Regions from separate parts of the Mus musculus genome. Here region 2 is linked to region 1. The links are chromatin loops, found by intact Hi-C in ENCODE. Cell type or tissue: left cerebral cortex. All regions are shown on one strand. Links, peaks and the distances in the headings refer to the core of each region. The heading gives the core; the rest is flanking DNA.

Region 1 (10,673 bases), core at 1,133-9,132:
TGCTTGCTGTTGGTCCTGGAGTTTGATTCTCAGAATTCACATGGTAGAAAGAGAGAAGCTATATGTGCATAATGGACAATATCAACAAAAGCATAATACAACAAATCTAGATAGTTATGGCAATACAACTTCTGAAGCAGAGGAAAACCTGGCCTGTCCCTTTATGTGCTGGTAGCAGTTTCCACTGGGTCAGGTTCTGCGAGGAGGTGCCCAGGAGAGCTATACCCTTAGTTATGGCTGTTATGGGCACCTAGTGCTTGAGGCCAGGAGTGCTCCCTGGCTTTGCTGTCTCCTCCCTTACCCCTCGTTCTAGTGACAATGCTTCAGCTATCAGGAGTGAATCGGGCATCCCAGCAGCTCCTGCATGCAGGTGGAGAGCAGGGGAGATGCTGGAGAAGGGCAAAGCCTGCTGCTGTTCTGGGTCTTGAGACTTAGTTTGCTGGGAAGGAAGGGTGAAGGGAGGAGGGAGACGAGGCAAGGGGGAGCGAAGAGATGGAGAGTAAGGCAGGGCTTCACTGTGTAGCCTTGCCCTGCTGAAATGCACTATGTAGCCCTGCTCAGTGCTAGGATTACAGGTGAGTGATTTTTATACTGGAAATCTTCAGGTATTACCAACTACCTGGCTCTGGATAAAGCTTTAACTTTACCAAAGACTGAATGAGCGGAGAAAAGTGCCGTCATCATCCGATGCTGGTTCAAAGCCTAGGCTGGTCCTGTTATCTAGCCTTACCTCCCACCACCATTAGCACTCATGTCTTAACTTACCAGGCCATGAAGCCATCAAAACCCTCTTTCTGCTGCTCAAGAATTCTTTCAGAAGCCCTGGGGCAAACTTAAGATGTGTTTTGCCTCAGAGGCTTGTGTGGCACCATGGCCTGTATCTCAGTTGCTTCTGGCTCAGGATCCCCAATGATGCTCGTGCCCTGGAGGCAGAAGAGAAGCATCTGGACTCAGGGTTGCCAAGAGAGCCGTGTGTGTGTATGTGTGTGTGTGTGTGTGTGTGTGTGTGTGTGTGTGTGTGTGCATTTACCAGCTGAAACATATTTGCAACATAGAGGTTGATCATCCATCCACGCTTTCCTTCCAGACCAAATCCTACTGTTGGCTTGAGAAAAGCAACACCTAACTTCAAGCCATGACACCATGCTCTCAAATTCCCTCTTACACAGCCCTACATGGATAGAGCTCATCGATGAGAGAGGATGGAGTGATGGAAGAGGAACAGCCACCCGCTCGTGTTTCTATGGGCTTCAGAGTCTTTCAGACAAAGCAGGCTTTCCATTGAGAGTATAAAGCTTGCCCCTATACATTTCGTTCTTTGTCTATTTAAAAAAATCTTTGCATTTATTCCTTTATTTAATGGTGTGTGTGTGTGTGTGTGTGTGTGTGTGTGTGTGTGTGTGTGTGTCTGGGTGCACCTTGGTGCCCACGATGAGTTCAGAGAACAGCTTTGTGGAGTCAGTTTTTTTCCTTCCACTATGGGGATTCCAGGGATCTAACTCAGGTCTCGACAAGAGGTTTTACAGGATTAGCCACATTGCACAATACAAAGGTAGGTTGTAAAAATCAACTATATATAATTTGTATTTTTGTTGTTGTTGTTGTTCATACTTTACGCTGGAAAGGGTAAGAATAAAAAAAAATGCTGAGTCCTCACCCTAGGGGATCCAATTTGATTGTGGGGGAGTAGAAAACGTTTACGAAAAGGTGTGATTTCCATAGAACAATGTGCACATGGCTAAGTCATTCTGTGAGGGACGCCCCCAAGAAAGCTGTTGTGATGGCAACCTCACCTGCAGACACCTAGGCGTAGGAACTTTTGATTCCTTCCTCTTAGACTAGGTTTGGTTTTGTAGCCCTGGCTGTCCTGGACCTTACTCTGTAGACAGAGATCTGCCTGCCTCTTCCTCCCAAGCGCTGGGGTTAAAAGAGTTCACGTGCTAAAAGATCCTGACAGAATGTAAAAGGACACAGAAGCCCTGAAATTGGCAAGGTAGATGTCACTGTTAGCAGAACTAGCTTCACTGATTTAGAAAAATAGAGGTGCACAATGCTCTGGCCACTCCTTGAACCTGTGTGTCTGCCAATGTTTTGACCATTCCCTGACCCATGTGTGTGCCCACTGATGAAGCCCATTGCCAGGTGTTTGTGATATTGGTTGCTGAGAAAGAGTCAGAAAATCTCCCCAACAACCACAGCCTGGCCAATCCTGAGTTGCTACACCTGCACCAGACTCTTTCCTTGTACCCCTCCTATACCCATTTCTTGAGAATACACATTGTTTAGATCTGGAAATCCCCTACTTCCCCTCTTCTCCTTCCCCCCTGAGGGCCTATAAAAACTGGGACCTCTTTCCCCTTGAGGTCGACTCCTCTACCCCTGCGTGGGATATGAGTCGTCCCCAGAGCTCTGGCTTTCTCCGAATAAAGCCTCATGTGGTTTACATCAAGCTTGGTCTATCGTGAGTTCTTGGGTGTCCTCTATTGTCCTGAGGCCTGAGCGAGGGGCTCCTCTTGGAGTCTTTCAGTGCCACTACAGCCTTTGAAAAAGCAAACAAAGCTCTTCAAAGCCAACAGTGAATCTAGCAAGGGTGTATTAAAAAAATTAAAAAATCCCCCACCCCACCCTGTTGGCTCCACTTGGCAGACAGGACTTGGTTGTGATGATTTGCTGTTAGTTCTACACTTATGGTCATGGAAAGACTTCCAGAAATTTGGGCCCTAAGACTTTACCATCCCAACGCTGACTTTACTCTCTAGGCCATTGTTTTCAAGGTTCTACCCACATCACAATTAAAGCCAACCGCAGACATCTCATTCTGTTAAATTCTCACCTTTCACAATGTGATTTGTGACATGCCAGCTAGAGATGGATTGATTCATTTTGATAGATGAATTAGTTTGCTCTGTTTGATATTAAAACGAAAGAGCTTACGTGTGCTTATCCCTGGGGGTCAGCCACTGGCAAAGGCTGGCAAAGAAAAAAAGTGTGCAGGCCGTGCATAGGTACAGGAAGGGAAGGGTTAGGGAGAGTCACAGGGGCTGGATCCCTAGCAGGAAAGGAAAAGCCAGAAGCTAATCTAAGAGGGTTAGCATGGCCTGGAGATGAGAGCTGAGTGATATGGAGGGAGGGGAGGGACCAGGAGAGAATCTACAAGCAGCCAAGGAGCTCCAGAGAGAGCAGGCTTTAGTCAAGGAGTGGAGGTGTCATGAGCAGGCGAGACAATGGAAAAGGCCGTCTTAGAGAGGGCTAAGTAGGGGTAGGGAGAAAAAGAGAGAAACAGCAGAGTGAATAGGGAGCAGAGACAGAGAGGCAGAGACACAGAGAGAGTTATCTCCCTCTTACCCATGCAAAAATATTGAATGGAGCTACAGTTTTGCCCACTCAGATGGTACCTTTTAAAAAAAGGATTTATTATTATTATTTTTAATTATGTGTATGTGTTTGTTTGTGGAGGGATATGTGCACATGAGTACCACCAGTGCCCATAGAGGCCAGAGATGTTGGGTACCCCTGGAGCCAGAGTTACAAGTAGCTGTGAACTGTCTGATGTGGGTGCTGGGAACTGAACTCAGGTCCTCTGCAAGAGCAATGCTTGCTTAGCCATGGAGCCATCTTGCTGGCCACAGCACCTCATTGCCACAAAGGCTGCCTGTGGGCCGGCCAGCAGTAGCTCTGGGAACAACAGTGAGTAGGGTTAGACTTTGCACAATGTTTGCATCTCCTTTTCTCCTCCTCTAGTTCCCACAGAGTAACATCTCAAGTGTCTTTCTTTTTGTTGGTCTGAGTTGAGAGGTGGAAGCGCCTGGACTCAATGCTGCTCTTACAACCGGAGGTCCTGAGGGCGCCTGAGGTCCTGAGGTCAGCTGTAATCTAAAGACGAAAAGCTCACCACTTGGGCTAACACATCCTTCACAACTTCAGCACTCAGCAAAGGGAAGCTCTCTACAGACCAAGACCATTCATGTCTCGATTTTGTGTTCTTGTTAAATATAATTTTGACATTTACATAACCTTTTAGGCTTATCAAAGGAAAGAGTGAGACATCTCAAGTTCTGTACTCAATGCAGTGAAACAAAGGATAGCGTCTCAGAATACCCACCTGCATGTCTGACGAGACCCTCACAAAATTATGCTTTATCGAGAAAATAAGGAAGGGGTTTTTAAAAACCGAGTTTGTTTCCGTTGATCATATTTTTGGAAAGAACCAAGAGTGGACCATATGTTGTGTTGGTTTTGTTTGTTGGTTTTCAATGCTGGAGTTTGGATCCAGGGCCTTCCTCGTACAAGCCAGACAAACACTCTGCCACTGAGCTACATCCCTTGTAATTTTAATTTATACAGTATTTCTACTTTTCAAATGTCAGCCTATTCACACGCATGCGTGCATACACGTGCGCATGCGCACACATACGGGAGAGGGAAAGGGGCGGGGGAGGGGGAGGGGGGGTGTTGGTTTCCTTTCCTCTTCCTTGCACATTGACTTGGATCCCTGGTTTCCCCTGACTCCTGCACCTCAGTGTTTATAAATGTAACAATGTGAAACTTGCATTTTCTGAGACTGTCATGGCCTCTACTGCTCACAGAAGCAGGAACAGCGAATGCTGAGGAGAAACTGAGCCTCTGGGGAGTCCGGCTAGGTAGTGTTGCTTATGTGTTGTAGATCACTATCTGTGAGCCAGGACTCTTGCTCCTGCCCCCAAACCAGGCACCCTGTGTATCTGAAAGGTGTGACGGCTCAAGAGTGATGGGAAGTCACCTCTCTATAACACAACATCTGTCATCTGCAGGTGGCAGATGGTGTAGTCTCTCTGGATAATACCCTGTGGAGGGTCTGCGTCCCCCCCTGAATGTTGTGGGAATCAACCTCAGATCAGCTCCATAGCTACAGCGAGTAAATGAGTGAGAGCTTCACACACCAAAATATTAACATTGAATATAATCTGTGGTTCTTAATAGCAAATACAGGCGAGACTTCATCCTCAGCTCACGACATGGAGCTCCACATCCTAGGAAATTATCTAGGTGATAGGAATGTCTTTGTACAGATGACATAAGTTTTGATTGGTTCCTGGGTAGAGCTGGTCACCGGAAAGGCATACCGCAATTACGCACACCGTTCTCTGGCTAAAGACTGGGTTAGTAACAGATCATGCCCATGAACTATGAAGCTTCAGGCTGCGGAACTCGTGGAGTGCAGGGGGGCGGGGGGAGGATGGTGGTGCTGGAGAAGGCATGGAAGCTCTTCCCCTCCCCACATGTCTTCATCCGCACCTTACCTGTACCATCTGTGACATCCTTGATAATAAACTGGAATTTAAGGTATCCCCGAGATCTGTGAGCCATTCTAGAAACTGATTGGACCTGAGGAGGGGTGTGGGGGAAAGGTCAGGCTTCTAGCTGGTCAGTCACAGGAGGCAGGGACTTACATCTGGCATCTGAAGCCTTGGGTCAGTTGTGTAGGACTGAGTCAGACCTGTGGGACCTGACTCTGAATGTAGGCACACAGTGTCAGAGACGGGCTAGACCGAAGGAGTCCCAACTAAGGGAAAGGCGGTGATGGGGTGACCCGAAAGCACTGTGCAGGGATAGCACAGGAGTCTCACTGTCATCCATGTGCCCAAAGAACCACGTGACAGCCTTACTGTACACAAACCTTTCCACCTCCGGAGTGTTATGAAAGCCAGAGCTCAGAACAGAGAGGAAACAAATAGAGAGGGAAGTCACCTTACCGTAGTGGGGAATGATGGCCCAGGCCATGGCGGAGGCGTAGATGCCGCCAATCATCCAGAACATGCAGAGCCAACTGAGGTGCTCACCCCGCTTCTCCCGGGCCAGGACTTCAGCGAAGTAGGAGAACACAGTGGGAATGGCGCCTCCAATCCTGTCAAGAAGTGCAGAGGACACATGAGACTGCGCCTGGGACAGTGAAGGCGGGTGAGACAAATCTAGAGTAAACTCACAAAGCATATTCTCTCCCGTTCCTGGCATTGCAAGCAAGCGACCTGGTTTTTCTGTGTGTCTATGGTGAATTCAGACATTTGGCATTTGCCATACCCAAACTTGAGATTGCAATTAGGCCATGTGGGCAGCAGGTGGCAGTGGAACCCCACTCATGTGGTTTACAGCTTCGCTTGCAACTCAGACGTTGTTTATGCTCAGCGTTTGATAGTCTGCATGATATTTACCAAAAATTACAACAATCTGGTGGCTTCTAATACCTTAACTGACTCATTAAAACAGAGAAGCCCTGTGGTGTGTCTCACCCATGTGACTGATGGGAACTCTGGGCACAGCTGTAAACAGCTCTAGAGCGCTGTCCACCATCTTCAGTCCCTGTTGCTACCCCACAGCAGAGGGTCTTCCAGCTTGGTGGTGTGATGTGCTGGCAAACACAGAAATGACAGGCTCACCTCCTCGATTGGTTCTAGCTTTTATCCAGGAGGTAGGATGGCTCAATGAGTACAAGGTTAAGAGTCACTACTAAAACCAAATGAGCACAATATATTTCAGGTGGTCAGGGTAGTTGTTTCTACATATGATCTTTTGTTTCATTCCTCTGACTTAAAAAGATATTTTTAGTGTGTGTGTGTGTGTGTGTGTGTGTGTGTGTGTGTGTGTGTGTGTTTGTACATGTATATGGGTACCCATGCATGGAGACCAGAAGAGGGTGTCAGAGCTCCTCAGCTGGCAGGTGGTTTTGAATCACTCACTCAATATAGGTGCTTCGAGCTGAACTTGGATTCTCTAGAAGAGCGGTAAGCATTTCTAACCACTGAGCCGTATCTCCAGCCCCCTGGAAGGAGCCGCCGGCTGACTTGAAAATCTGTTGTGATTAGCGGGTAGACCACTCATGCAAGGGGCTCTCAAATGACAGGCTACACACTTAAAAGTTTTGTCTGCGCTAGTAGGCGAATCCTAGATTTCATCATAATTTCAAAAGTCTTGACCCTAAGTTTTGGGTCAATTGCTTCAGAAAACCATACTTATTTTCACTTCAAATTACTGTCTTCAACATATTGTTGAAGAAAGGTGTAAAAACGATATAACCAGGGTGTAGAGCCAGCACCTAGAGATCAGCCTCAAAGTATGTGCTCCTTCATTTATGGTACCACAAGGTAAATTGCTATTGGCATTTCAAATGATGTGATGTCAAAGAGTAAAACGTGCTGTCCATGCAACAACTAGTTTTTGTTGAGTCTTATATACAATAAAGGACTATTAGTCATACCTTCAGCTAATGCAATTTAAGGAAAGGTCATTTCATAGCAAATTGACCTGAACGAATGAACCACAGAATGCGTAATGCTCTGTGTAAACTAGGAGGTCAAAATTAGGCGCCATGTTAAGCATCTGAGCCCACTCACGATGATGCTGTGGTCATCCTCGAGTGGACACGACAGACAGTGCAGGGCAGCGTATTCAGTCTATGAGCCGTGAAATCAATTTCATAATCTATATAGCATCTTAGAAAATTTGTTGGAGATGAAAATATTTGATTGAAACTCAAGGAATAAGGAAAGGCATAAGTCCATTTTATAAAACCTTTGTTTCTATAAATATTTTTCGTATACATTATGTATTTGGTGTACATAACATATTATGTGTGTTATAAACATATATTCACAATGAGCCATAGAATGTCTTTCCTTCCTTCCTTCCTGCCTCCCTCCCTCCCTCCCTCCCTCCCTCCCTCCCTCCCTCCCTCCCTCCCTCCCTCCCTCCCTCCCTCCCTGAGTTTTTGATCTTAGCCATTCTGACTGGTGTGAAGTGGAATCTCAGGGTTGTTTTGATTTGTATTTCCCTGAAGACTAAGGATGTTGAACATTTCTATAGGTGCTTCTCAGCTACTTGGTATTCCTCAGTTGGGAACTCTTTGTTTACCTCTGTACCCCATTTTTTTCAAGTCAGGGTTTCTCTGTATAGCCCTGGCTGTCCTGAAACTCACTTTGTAGACCAGGCTGGCCTCAAACTCAGAAATCCGCCTGCCTCTGCCTCTCGAGTGCTGGGATTAAAGGTGTGCACCACCACGCCCAGCTCTGTACCCCATTTTTAATAGGGTTATTTGGTTCTCTGGAGTCTAACTTCTTGAGTTCTTTGTATATATTGGATATTAGCCCTGTATTGGATGTAGGATTGGTAAAGATCTTTTCCCAATCTGTTGGTTGCCTTTTTGTCCTATTGACAGTGCCCTTTGCCTTAAAGAAGATTTGCAATTTTATGAGGTCCCATTTGTCAATTCTTGATCTTAGAGCATAGGCTATTGGTGTTCAGTTCAGGAAAATTTCCCCTGAGTCTGTGTGCTAGAGGCTCTTCACCACTTTCTCTTCTACTATTTTCAGTGTATCTGGTTTGAGGTGGAGGTCTTTGATCTACTTGGACTTGAGCTTTGTACAAGGATATAAGAATGGATTGATTTGCATTCTTCTACATGCCAACAGCCAGTTGAGCCAGCACCACTTGTTGAAAATGCTGTCTTTTTTCCACTGGATGGTTTTAGCTTCTTTGTCAAAGATTAAGTGACCATAGGTGTGTGGGTTCATTTCAAGGTCTTCAATTCTATTCCATTGGTCTACCTGCCTGTCACTGTACCAATACCATTTTTTTTTTTAAATCACAATTGCTCTGTAGTACAGCTTGAGGTCAGGGATGGTGATTCTACCAGAAGTTGTTTTCTTGTTGAGAATAGTTTTGCTATCCTAGGTTTTTTATTCTTCCAAATGAATTTGCAAATTGCTCTTTATAATTCTGTGAAGAATTGAGTTGGAATTTTGATGGGGATTGCATTGAATCTGTAGATTGCTTTCAGCAAGATAGCCATTTTTACTATATTAATCCTGCCAATCCATGAGCATGGGAGATCTTTCCATCGTCTGAAATCTTCGATTTCTTTCTTCAGGGACTTGAAGTTCTTGTCATACAGATCTTTCACTTGTTTAGTTAAAGTCACACCAAGGTATTTTACATTTTTTGTGACTCTTGTGAAGGACGTTGTTTCCGTAATTTGTTCTCAATCTGTTTTTCCTTTGTGTTAAAGGAAGGGCACTGATTTTTTTTTGAGTTAGTTTTATATCCAGTTACTTCACTGAAGTTGTTTTTCAGGTTTAGGAGTTCTCTGGTGGAATTCTTGGGGTCACTTAATTATACTATTGTATCATCTCCAAATATTGATAGTTTGACTTCTTTCTTTCCTATTTGTATCCCCTTGATCTCCTTTTGTTGTCTAATTGTTCTGGCTAGAACTTCAAGTACTATACTGAATAGTTAGGGAGGCAGTGGGCAGTCTTGTCTAGACCCTGATTTTAGTGGAATTGCTTCAAGTTTTCTCCATTTAGCTTGATGTTGGCTACTCGTTTTCTCTAGATTGCTTTTACTATGTTTAGGTATGGGCCTTGAATTTCTGATCTTTCTGAGACTTTTATCATGAAGGAGTGTTGAATTTTGTCAAATGCTTTCTCAGCATCTAATGAGATGATCATATAGTAGTTTTTTTTTTTTTTTTTGTCTTTGAGTTTGTTTATATAGTGGATTACAATTGATGGCTTTTCATATATTGAAATGAAGCCTACTTGATCTAGATGGATGATCGTTTTGATGTGTTCTTGGAGTCAGTTTGAGAGAATTTTATTCAGTATTTTTGCATTGATATTCATAAAGGAAAATTGGTCTGAAGTTCTCTTTTCTTTGTTTGATCTTTGTGTGGTTTATGTATCAGAGTAATTGTGGCTTCATAGAACAAATTGGGAAGAATACCTTCTGTTTCTATTTTGTGGAATAGTTTGAGGAGAATTGGAATCAGGTCTTCTTTGAAGGTCTGATAGAACTTTGCACTAAACCCATCTAGTCCTCGGCTTTTTTGGCTGGGAGACTATTAATGACTGCTCCTATTTCTTTAGGGGAAATGGGACTGTTTAGACTGTTAATCTGATCCTGATTTAACTTTGGTACCTGGTATCTGTCTAGGAGATTGTCCATTTCATCCAGCTTTTCCAGTTTTGTTGAGTGTAGCCTTTTGTAGTAGGATCTGATGACTTTTTGGGGGATTTCCTTGGTTTCTGTTGTTATGTCACTTTTCTTTTTCTTTCTTTCTTTCTTTTTTTTTGTTTTGTTTTTCTTTTTGCTTTTTTCGAGACAGGGTTTCTCTGTGTAGACCTGGCTGTCCTAGAACTCACTTTGTAGACCAGACTGGCCTGTCAGAAATCTGCCTGCTTCTGCCTCCCGAGTACTGGGATTAAAGGCATGCGCCACCACCGCCCAGCATGTCTCCTTTTTCATTTATGATTTTGTTAATTAGGATACTGTCCCTGTGCCCTCTAGTTAGTCTGGCTAAGGGTTTATCTATTTTGTTGATTTTTCTCAAAGAACCAGATCCTGGTTTGGTTGATTCTTTGTATAGTTCTTTTTGTTTCCACTTGGTTGATTTCAGCCCTGAGTTTGATTATTTCCTGCCGTCTGCTCCTCTTGGGTGTATTTGCTTCCTTTTGTTCTAGAGCTTTTAGGTGTGCTGTCAAGCTGCTCATGTATGCTCTCTCCAGATTCTTTTTGAAGGCACTCAGAGCTATGAGTTTCCCTCTTAGAAATGCTTTCATAGTGTCCCATAAGTTTGCATATGTTGTGGCTTCATTTTCATTAAACTCTAAAATGTCTTTAATTTTTTTCTTTATTTTTCCTTG
Region 2 (10,673 bases), core at 963-8,962, 560 kb after region 1:
AAGTCTGTGCAAGGATAGGGAAATTTCTCTCCCACTGAGGCCAGACAAGGCAGCCCAGCTAGTAGAGCATATCCCACAGACAGGCAACAACTTTAGGAATAGCTTCTGCACCAGTTGTTTGAGACCCACATGAAGGTCAAGCTGTATATCTGCTACAGATGAGCAGGGAGGCCTAGGTCCAGCCCCTGTATCTTCTTTTGTTGGTGGTTCAGACTCTAAGAGCCCCAAGGGTCCTGGTTGACTTTGTTGGTCTTCCTGTGGAGTTCCTAATCCCGTTGGGGCCTGCAATCCTTCTTCCTATTCTTCCATAAGAGTCCCCAAGCTCCATCCACTGTTTAGCTGTGGGTATCTTGTATCTGTCTGAGTCAGCTGCTGGGTGGAGCCTCTCATAGGGCAACCATGCTCCTGCCTGCAAGCATAACAGTATCATTAATAGTGCTAGGGATTGGTACTTGCCCATGAGATGGGTCTCAAGTTGGGCCAGTTTTGGTTAGGCTCAGTCTCTGCACCATCCCCGGTCCCTGCATTTCTTGTAGACAGGATAAATTTTAGGTTGAAAGTTTTGTGGGTGGGTTGGTATCTCTATTGCTTCTCTGGGGTTTCTGCCTATTAGTTGCTTTTCTAATCCAAAGTCCCAAATTCCACATTCCACCAACAGCGTGGTCAGGCAGGCCAGTTACTGCAGTGAGCTACTCCCTGCTACCAACTATGTTTTAATTACTGTTTTGTTGCTATGAAGAGATGCCATGACCAAGTCAACTTATAAAAGAAAGCATTTATTTGAAGGCTTGCTTACAGTTTCAGAGGGTTAGCTCATGATCATCGTGGTAGAGAGACCTTGCAGCAGGCAGGCATGGTGACTGGAGTAGAAACGGAGTTTACACCTTGATCCACGTACAGTAGGCAGAGATCTCCAGACTGAGCCTAGAATGTGTTTTGGAAACTTCAAAGCCCATCCCTTGCGGCTACCTTCTCCCAAAAGCCCACACGTCCTGATTCTTCCTTTAAAAGCCCACCAATTAGGGACCAAACATTCAAAATTATGAGCCTATGGGGGCCACTCTCATTTAAGCCACCACAATTCCCAAGTTAATATAGGAAATTTGATCATTGAAAGAAAGGAAAGAAGGAAGGACATGGGGCTGGAGAGAGATGGCTCAAAAGTACTTGCTGCTCTTCCAGAGCATTTATGTTTGGCTCCCAGCACCTACATCTGAGACAGTTCAGAACTGCTTATAACTCCAGCTTCTGAGGATCCAGCACCTTCTGGCCTCCACAGTTACCTGAACATACAAGGTGTTAACACACAGATGGACACATCCACAAAAGTGAAAAATACTTTAAAAGGTGAAAGAAGATACAAATGGCAACTTGTGGTCTAATTTGCATAATTTAATATTGCTATTATTTCTGGTCTATCTAAAATGTGCTGTGTATCTAATACAGTGCCTTCATATTCCTAATGACATTTCTGTGCAGAAATAGAAAATCTACCCAATGTTTATTTGTAGCCTGAAGAGACTTCATTACCAAAACAATCTTTAAAATCATGCTTATCCAAAACCATATAATTAATTACTTAACATGGATGAGAATCTAGCTGGTGTGTCTGGCCATGAGCTACATGTACTTGAAGATAGCTATGAATGTGGCCCAACACCAAATAGTAAACTTACTTCAAACACATTCTGAGATTTCTTTTGTGGCTTTGTCTTTAACTCATAAGTGGTACCTTTGTAGATGACTGACAGTATCATGATGTCAAAAAGTTGGGCACTGTCTTAGGGTTTTACTGCTGTGATCAGACACCATGACCAAGGTAACTCTTATAAGGACATTTAATTGGGGCTGGTTTACAGGTTCAGAGGTTCAATCCATTATCATCAAGGCAGGCATGGTACAGGAGCTGCCGAGAGTTCTACATCCTCATCTGAAGGCTGCTAGGAGAATACTGGCTTCCAGGCAGCTAGGATGATGGTCTTAAAGCCCACACCCACAGTGACACACCTACTCCAACAGGGCCACACCTTCTAATAGGGCCATTCCCTGGGCTGAGCATATACAAACCATCACAGGCATCCAGGAAGGAAATACCTAAGGTCATCATGAAAACTTGGCAAAATGTTCACAGCATTCATCCTGGCAGTCACTTATTAGGTGTAACTCTACTTTTCAGGCAGTAAAAGAAACAGACAAATTCAACATTATGAAGATTGGCAGGTTTGCTGCATTAAAACACTTCATAGAGCAAAAAAGAACTTGTAGTTGGGAAAATGTTTTCATTTTCTAATAATACCCATTTTATACAGAGAATTTCTAAGACCTAACTACAATATTAAAAACAGTTCAGCAATGGACAAAGGACTTAATGATGATTTTAAGTAGTCTTGAAGGTCAGTGTGTAAGGAGACAAGCTTAGAGCCACAGTTGTAGTTACCACAGTTGAAAGGAGGGAGAAATGCTGTGCTGCTGGTTAACGCATACGGAGTTTCCGTTTCACACGATGAAGTGTCTGGAGTTTGTTGGTACAACAATGTGTGTGTGTGTGTGTGTGTGTATTGAATTGTGCACTTAAAAACATTCATCTTGATTCATATTTCAAAACAGGAATAAACCCACAAACACATGCTAGAGCAAAAGACTTATTTTATTGTATTACTGATATAAAATATTTAAGAGTAAATGAAAAGAGGTTAACATTCTATGCAGTTGTGTATCTGCTGTTAACAAGACCCTATTTAAGTACTGTGGGAAAGGTCAGATGGGAAATGCTGAGATCAACACTATGTAACAAGAAATAAAAGAAATAGATTGCTATTCTTCAGCCTGAGTACACAGGGGAGAAATTGTAGGAGGACAAAATCAAAGTGGTTAGAAACCTGTGCATCAGTCTGTCTCCCAGTCCCCTCGATGAGGATTTTTTTATTCTACCTGTGTAGAGCTTATGGATGGATGAGATACTCAAGGTGGACAAAAAATACTGGTCTTTAAGAGCTTTCGTTTCCTTCATTGACTTGACAGTAGCAATTTGTGACAGTACGTAAGTATGAAGCAGCAGCAGCAGGAGACCCTTGGGATTCTGAACTCTGTGCAGGCCTTGGGTATCAGAATCAGGGTATTACAGCACTTAGCTTGAGATCTGAGGGTCAGGGCCTGCACGGGCTTTTCTTTGTCCTTAGAGTATTTTACCAGCTCTGACTCTCCCTTACCCCTTCCCTTTTGTCTTTCCCTCATTGCCTCAACCCTTTCATTTCCTATTCTTTTCCTGCCCAGTTGCACCTCAGCTGTTGAACTGGTCCCTTGTCAGTCTGCCAGGACTTCCAATACTTTCCAAGCCTTTGTCTAAGAGTCTGGAGTCCATCACCAGGATACCTGGAGGAAATGTTAGAGATGGGCACATGAATCTGGAATTGAATCCCAGATCCTTTTCTAAGCAGTGTTGTGACTCTGAACACAGTGTATAAAGTCCAGTCATACAGTGAGGATAGCAAAGGAGTTAGGAACAACACTCACTGTCCAAAGGAGCCCTACCTCTTTGCCTTTACTGTTGCTTTTCCCATTGTATGATTTTCAGTGATGCTTTCTGGAGTAAATGTGTTAAAACATACTATTTAAAAAGATGTTTGGAGTTTTTTAATTATGTGAGGGTGGGGTATGGCATGTTAGTGCGGTGTCACTGAAAGCCAGAATAAGGTGTTTAGTTCCTGAAGTTGGAGTTAGGATGGTTGTTGACTACTGAAGCATCTGTCCAGCCACTCATATCCATTCTCTCTTAAGATACAGCATCTTGCTTCCTATAAGGTTTGTCTTCTTATAACATGGGTCCCAGACTGATGGATGTTGCAGTTCAGCTGCTTGGGCTTTTTAGAATTTCCATTTCAGAAAAAGTCCTATATTTTGATGTTAATATTTTTGTATTTTCTCTTTTCCCTTAATTTAAATCATGACTAGGTAATTTTTGACACCATATGGAAATGTTTGCCTTTTTCTTTGCTGTATTGCTTGATAGTGATCATTAATAGGAAAAATTATTTAAAGAAAATGCTTTACAATTTTAAATTCAATATTTAGTATATTTATATGCCACTTTTAGGGCTTAGATGATTTAATGATGCAAAATGATAGTTAAATTTATCTTCCATATAGTTAAACTATCAAACTGGCCTAGTAACTTTAAGATAAGTAAGTTTGTAGACAGTTCTACTATTTTATTAAGTTCATAGCTTTGAACTGTGTGATTTAATTATAATATTCTGAAATCTAAAAATCCCAAGCACATAGGATAAAGGAATTAGTCTAAAGGTTAAGATAGTTCTTTGACCAGTAGTAACCCCTGTCAGCTTTCCAGGCATACAATCTGAGTAGTATGCTAATGGCTCCCTCTACTGGACAGAAGAGCAGTTTCAGTTTGTTTGTTTTTTTAATTTTTTTGTTTGGAGGTTTTCGTTTTTGATTTGTTTTTGTCATTGTTTTTCTGTTTTCTTTTTGTAAGGATTGAATGTTTAAATATAATGTAGGCATAATCTCATTACTGTGATATTTAGAGAGAAACCATGTCTTATATATGATATTTGTAACTTGTAATGTATCCCTAGCCAGCTGTCATTTTAAACTCTGGCAAAGTTGAGAAAGAAGAGGTTTGTGTTGCAGGACAGTGAAAGGGGGACTTTTTTTTTTTTAACTGATTCACTTTACATTCCATTCACTGCCTGCCTCCTTGGCACCCCTTCCAACAATACTCACCCCCTTTCCCTTTTCCGAGCAGATAGGGCCCCCTAAGGATCACCCTACCCTGACACATCAAGTGTCTGCAAGGCTAGGCGCGTCCTCTCCCACTGAGGCCAGACAAGGCAGCCCAGCTCAAAGAACGTATCCCACAGACAGGCAACAGCTTTAGGGATAGCCTCTGCTCCAGTTGTTCAAGATCCACCCAAAGTCCAAGCTGCACATCTGCTACATATATGTGGGAGGCCTAGGTCCAGCCCATGTATGCTCTTTGGTTGGTGATTCAAACTCTGAGAGCCCCAAGGGTCCAGGTTAGTTGACTCTGTTGGGCTCCTGTGGAGTCCTGTCCCCTTTGGTCTGCCATCCTTCCCCTGCTCTTCCGTAAGAGATCCCAAGCTCCATCCACTGTTGGCTGTGGGTCTCTGCATCTGTCCAAGTCAGCCGCTGTGTGGAGCCTCTCAGAGCAGCCATGCTAGGCTCCTGCCTGCAGGCATAACAGTATCATTAATAGTGTTAGGGAGTGGTGCTTGCCCATGGGATGGGTCTTAAGTTGGGCTGGTTATTGGTTGGCCAGTCCCTCAGTCTCTGCTCATCCCCTGTGCCTATATTTCTTGTAGACAGGATAAATTTTGGGTTGAAATTTTTGTGGGTAGGTTGGTGTCTGTATTGCTCCACTGGGGTTCCTGCAAGGCTGCAGGAGGTAACCTCTTCAGGTTCCATAGCCCCAATGAGAGGGGGACTCTTTTTTTTTTCCTTTGTATTGAGTCTTTGTGAATTTCACACCATGTCCCCCAATTGCTCTCATCTCCCGGTCCCTCCATGTCCACCCTCTGCCTTGCAGCCTCCCCTGAAAGGGCTGGGAGGTGTCCTAAAGCAAATATTGGGAAAGGAAAGGAAAGGAAAGGAAAGGAAAGGAAAGGAAAGGCCTCCCTTTTGTAACTGGTTATATCTGGGTAGAACTGGGGATTTTCACAATACTCATAGGTAGGTGATTAAAGGTTGTGAGTTCAGCTTCTTTCCTGTGGGAGAATGAGAGAGATGGAAAGACCAGCATTCCTTTCAAGGATTAGCCCTAAAGCAGCACCAGTGAGCGGAACACTGTGTTGTTATAGTGACTGTAATTTCTCCCCATTTTCTTCTACCTCTACCATACTCTTCCCTCAAAAAAAAAAGCAGATATTTCAAATTCAAATTAATGTTGCTTTGATTGTTGTACGCAAAATTACTATTCATTTAGAATTTTTACTTGTCTAACAAAGGTTTTCTTTTCATATTGGCATCTTTGGTAGATTTGACTTGAAAGAAATAGAAAATCAATTTAGAGCACTATGTTTATGTATTAAAGTGGCTGTCTAGCTATTCCTTTAATATGTGACTGTTCTTGATATTTTATTCTACAGCTCTCATTTTTGTTAAAACTATTGCAATTAACAGATCTAGAACAACAAATCTTCATTATTTATATTGAGTAACAATGAAATTAGGATTTGTTCGTTTACTAGACTGATTTTCATAATTTATCATGGAATTTATTTTAGGGAAGTTATTAAAGACAAATACTCTAATCATAATGAACATCCATGTGTTATTCATGATTTAACATATATTACACCAGTATTGTAGTAGAATCTGGTTTTATCATGTCCTTGTCATAAGATGGTATTGCCTGTTTTAAGATACTGGAGCTTGGAGAAAGAGAAGCTCTAGAAGCTGTAGTGTGAGAAACCTTTAGTAAAGCTTTTCCTTGTTTGATAACAAGGCCTTCAAAAGCCTCACTACCATTTACTTCTCTGCCCGAGACTTCTGGGTGTGAGCAAAAACCGAGAAGAGTGGATTCATTTGCATTTCAAGGCCACATTGTTGAATTTTGAATATTTTTAAAATGTCTATAATTTGTATCTTTAAAATTGGACTGTAAATTGTAGAGAGCTGTTTTATTTAATTTCTGCTTAGAAATGACTCTCATAGATATCTGCGATACTTAATTTCTGAAAGTCTTTAGATTTTGTTGTCTGTTAACAGATTTTCTTATTTCTAATTTCAGTCTTCGGCAATTACCAAACCCATTCTAGTAAAATGTAGAAATACTAAACTTACAAGTTAGTATTCTTGTGAAAACAGAAGAAAAAACTCAAACAGCCTTAAGGGCAAGTGGAACACCTACCTGTAGGATTTATATTCTACCAGTGGATATCATTAAGAGATAAGAAGCCTTACTCTGTCAGCTCCATGATTGCTGTAATTACAGGTTCCTTTTGGTGTGATCCTGTGATACTCAAATGGACTTACAGGCTTATTTATATTCTCTAATTTTTTACTGATTTTAGTTTATTTGCAGTTTGCATTTTGATAAACACCCTTAAATTTTTCTTGTACCTTTTTATAGTCCTCACTTATGTATACTGTCACATATGTTATACTCTGTACCCTGACATCCCCTCTCATCGTAGTTTTGCTGTCTGTACATGTGTGTGTTTGTGTTGTTGCTGTTTTATAGCAAGACCCTGTCTCAGTGAAAAGGAGGGATACAGAAGGTAGAGGAAACAGGGAGCGAAAGGGAGGGAAAAGAAACTTAGTGATTACGATACATAATCTAGCTTTTGTTTCTTTGCTTTTAGTATTAGTGTTTGAAAAGGCTATATGATTTTCCTCGGTTCAAATAAAGTACAGTAATTTAAATACAAATACTTGTTTAAAGCCATAATAGGTATAATGTGATATTCTATTGTTTAAAACCATAATAGGTATAATGTGATATTCTACCAAAAGATACAATACAGAGTCTTGGATTTCTACAACAAAAATATTTGATTTGCTGTAATTTATTTTATTATTAGTTTTATTTATCCTATTTTATGGGTATTTACCTGCATATAATTATATGCACCACTTGCATGCCTAGTGGCCATGGAGACCAGAAGAGGGAATTGGATCCCCTAAGACTGAAGTTACAAAGGGTTTTAAGGTGCCATGTGAGTGCTGAGAATCAAACCCTGGGTCCTCTGCAAAAGCAACAAATGCTCTTAACCACTGAGCCAACTCTCCAGACCTGAGTCCTGTAATCAGATCCAAAAGCTTTGGCTTCAGGAACTTGGAAACTTTTCCATAGATGATTGCTTTGATGATATTACTAGCATTTGGTTGAGAATAGCATGTAAAATGGATGTTATGACAGGTATCCAGCTCATTAAAAAGAAAACAAATTTATTATGACAATGCTGGATCTATGCACAAACACCCAGGAGTCCAAGTTACCTTCTATGACTAGCAAAGATGAACTCTTCTTTGTGTCATGAGCTTTCAAGGTAACTAAAGAAGGGAACATTTACAGTTGGCTTTCAGAAAGATTTAAGTCAAGTAGCAATTTTTAAATATAAGCTATTAAAATTTTATGCTAAATCTACAATTACAATAAGCATTGTTGAAATACAGAGAGACAAGGGCTCGAGAGCTCATCAGGTAAGAGCACAGTCTGCCCTTCCAGAGGACCTGAGGTCACTCCAACACCCATCCGCAACACACACCCCAGCTACACACACACACACTTAAAAAATAATGCAAAATCTTTTTAGGAAGAAAATACAGATAAACTGGGATTATAGGTCAAGTTTCAGTGTAGCATTATATTTAAGCTTCAATGACTGTAGAGGGAGATCACTGACTTTCCTCTAAAGAACAAAAGTACATTTACAGTATTCCTCCTACAGCTCTGACATTTTCATCTTCATTGAAGCCCTTCCCCAGTTTCTGCTCAGCACCATTCTGTTTCCTTGTGAGTTTGACCACTATTGATCCTATTGTTAAATAACTTGTTTAGCTTGTTAGTGCAAACATGAAGCATTCTAAATTACTGTGTCAACAGAGACTTGAAAGGCAATTTTTGCATCAGTGGGTTGGCTATTTCTTATATAAATCCAAATTGGTAATTGCTGTTATAATAACCTTACTGATTTTTTTCACCCTCTTAAATATTTCTATTTAATATTTTTAATGTAGACTTTACTTTTACTTTTTTAGACTGAATCGGGATATGGATCTGAGTCCAGCTTGCGTAGACATGGCTCAATGGTGTCACTGGTGTCTGGAGCGAGTGGCTATTCTGCTACGTCCACCTCTTCTTTCAAGGTTTGTGATCACAGTGCTTTAAGGAGATGTCATGTGAGGATTGTGAGGATTGGACACTGTGAGCACACTGATGGCTTTTATTTTTGTTTGTGTGTGCGTGTCTTTATGGCTTTGTGTGTGTGTCCCTGCACACACATGCATCCGGATACACGTCTGCATGCATATTGCAGAGAACAATTAGTAGGAATCAGTCCTCTCCTTTCACCATTTGGTCCCAGGAGTTAACCTCCAGTTGTCGGGCTTGGCAGTAAGCATTTTGATCCTCTGAGCCATCTATCCAGTCCTTGATAGGTTTTTTTAGGTTTGTTTTTTAGAAGAACTTTTCTATAATGTAATTTATTTGAAGTTGTTATAAAATAAGGGATGAAATCATGGTGCATACAAATAGAAAATGAACACGTTAGATTTACCTTCATTCATTAATGACGTAAGACATGACTTTACAGCTTGGTTCAAAGGAGAATCTGGAGAAGATTAAAATGATTTGCTGATGTAGAACTGACCAGCATCCACAGATTAATAATCAATGCCTTAAGAATTTGGCTCGGTGGCAGAGCACTTGGCTAGCTTGCAAACGTCCCGGGGTTAACCACCGCACTGCAAAAGTAATCAATGCTTCTGCACCTAGCACAGCTTGTTTGCATCTCTTGAGACAAAAGTCACATAACACTATTGATTTCCTATTCAAAGGCTTGTTAGATAACTCATATACAATGGCAAGGACAGACTTAGGTGGTCTGACTTCATCTTCTCCTCAGGGTTTCCCTGTCAACACTCGTCAATACTACTAAATTACATCCAGTAATAATGAATTTGTCCATTTCAAGGTCTGTCTATGTCTCTCCACAGTGTTTTAGCAGATTATCAGGCAGTATTCCTTTCCTATTATTTATGGGTTTGTCAGTTTCAAAGCCCTCTTCAAGCCTGTTCCTAGGAGCAGTACCTTGAACTTTATAGCCCTAGTTATCCCATTCCCTCCATGCATGGGCGTCAGCCTAAAAGGTGAGCAGACGTCACAGGGCCAACAGCCCGGATTCGGTTAACTTTACTCATACACCCGCTCTTTGTGCTTTGCAGAAAGGCCACAGTTTACGTGAGAAACTGGCTGAAATGGAGACATTTCGGGACATCCTGTGCCGGCAGGTTGATACTCTCCAGAAGTACTTTGATGTCTGTGCTGACGCTGTCTCCAAGGATGAGCTTCAGAGGGATAAAGGTTAATTCAGCTCTTACCACTATTCTTACTTAGAGAATGAGTAGATCTAAAGCCTCTAAATCTTAATGAGTAATGTCTTTAAGTCATAAAGGTAATTATAAGGACTTTTGTCAGAAACTACTAGTATAACGGATTTCAGTGTCCATGTGACTTGAGTACTTTAGTAACATACTAATTCATTTCTCACTATCCATACCAGATGCCATTTAAATGGCACTCTATTGTTGCAAGTAAAAACTTGGTAATATTGAGCACCTCACGTTATTTCTAAATAATTTACCCCAGGAGGTCTGTTAGAAGATCATCCAGATGTTAAATCAGTCATGTGATTAATTTCTCATACTTTTTTCTCTTGTTTCTCTTTCCATTTCTCTCTTTAATTTAGCTCTCTTGCTATCTTTCCCTTCCCCCTTCCTCTTTATGCCTTTTTTCCATAGAAAAAGTAAAAAATAGAAAGAAAGAGAGAAAGAAAGAAGTTACATATTCTTTAAAAAATAACGTAATAGGTTCTTACTTTAAAGGAAAAATATGTTATCTTCCATTAGCTTTTTTTTTTCCTTTTGTTTTTTTTCAAACTGTAAATGTGTAGCCCAGGCTGTCCTGGAAC

The links. Peaks named below come from ENCODE experiments on the same cell type or tissue, not always from the same donor. Only the 100,000 strongest peaks of a DNase experiment are listed, where the experiment ranks them.
Region 2: it touches region 1 in a loop (5-fold over the local background); 18 of 42 quality-filtered maps call a loop at or near these places.

What each region holds. Positions count from the first base shown.
Region 1 is chr13:96,024,751-96,035,423 of GRCm38, forward strand. Sv2c (synaptic vesicle glycoprotein 2c) reads right to left here. Exons shown (of 13, transcript NM_029210.1): 4 at 5,733-5,884. Among named protein-coding and RNA genes, the nearest start is that of Sv2c, 100 kb to the right of the region's middle. In left cerebral cortex, for the core only: a CTCF peak has its summit at 6,091 (motif pointing right); a DNase peak (open chromatin) is centred at 6,094.
Region 2 is chr13:96,589,463-96,600,135 of GRCm38, forward strand. It overlaps Cert1 (ceramide transporter 1), which reads left to right. Exons shown (of 18, transcript NM_023420.2): 4 at 8,743-8,850; 5 at 9,928-10,066. Among named protein-coding and RNA genes, the nearest start is that of Gm46436, 23 kb to the left of the region's middle. In left cerebral cortex, for the core only: a CTCF peak has its summit at 4,391 (motif pointing left); a DNase peak (open chromatin) is centred at 4,352; H3K27ac peaks cover 733 bases.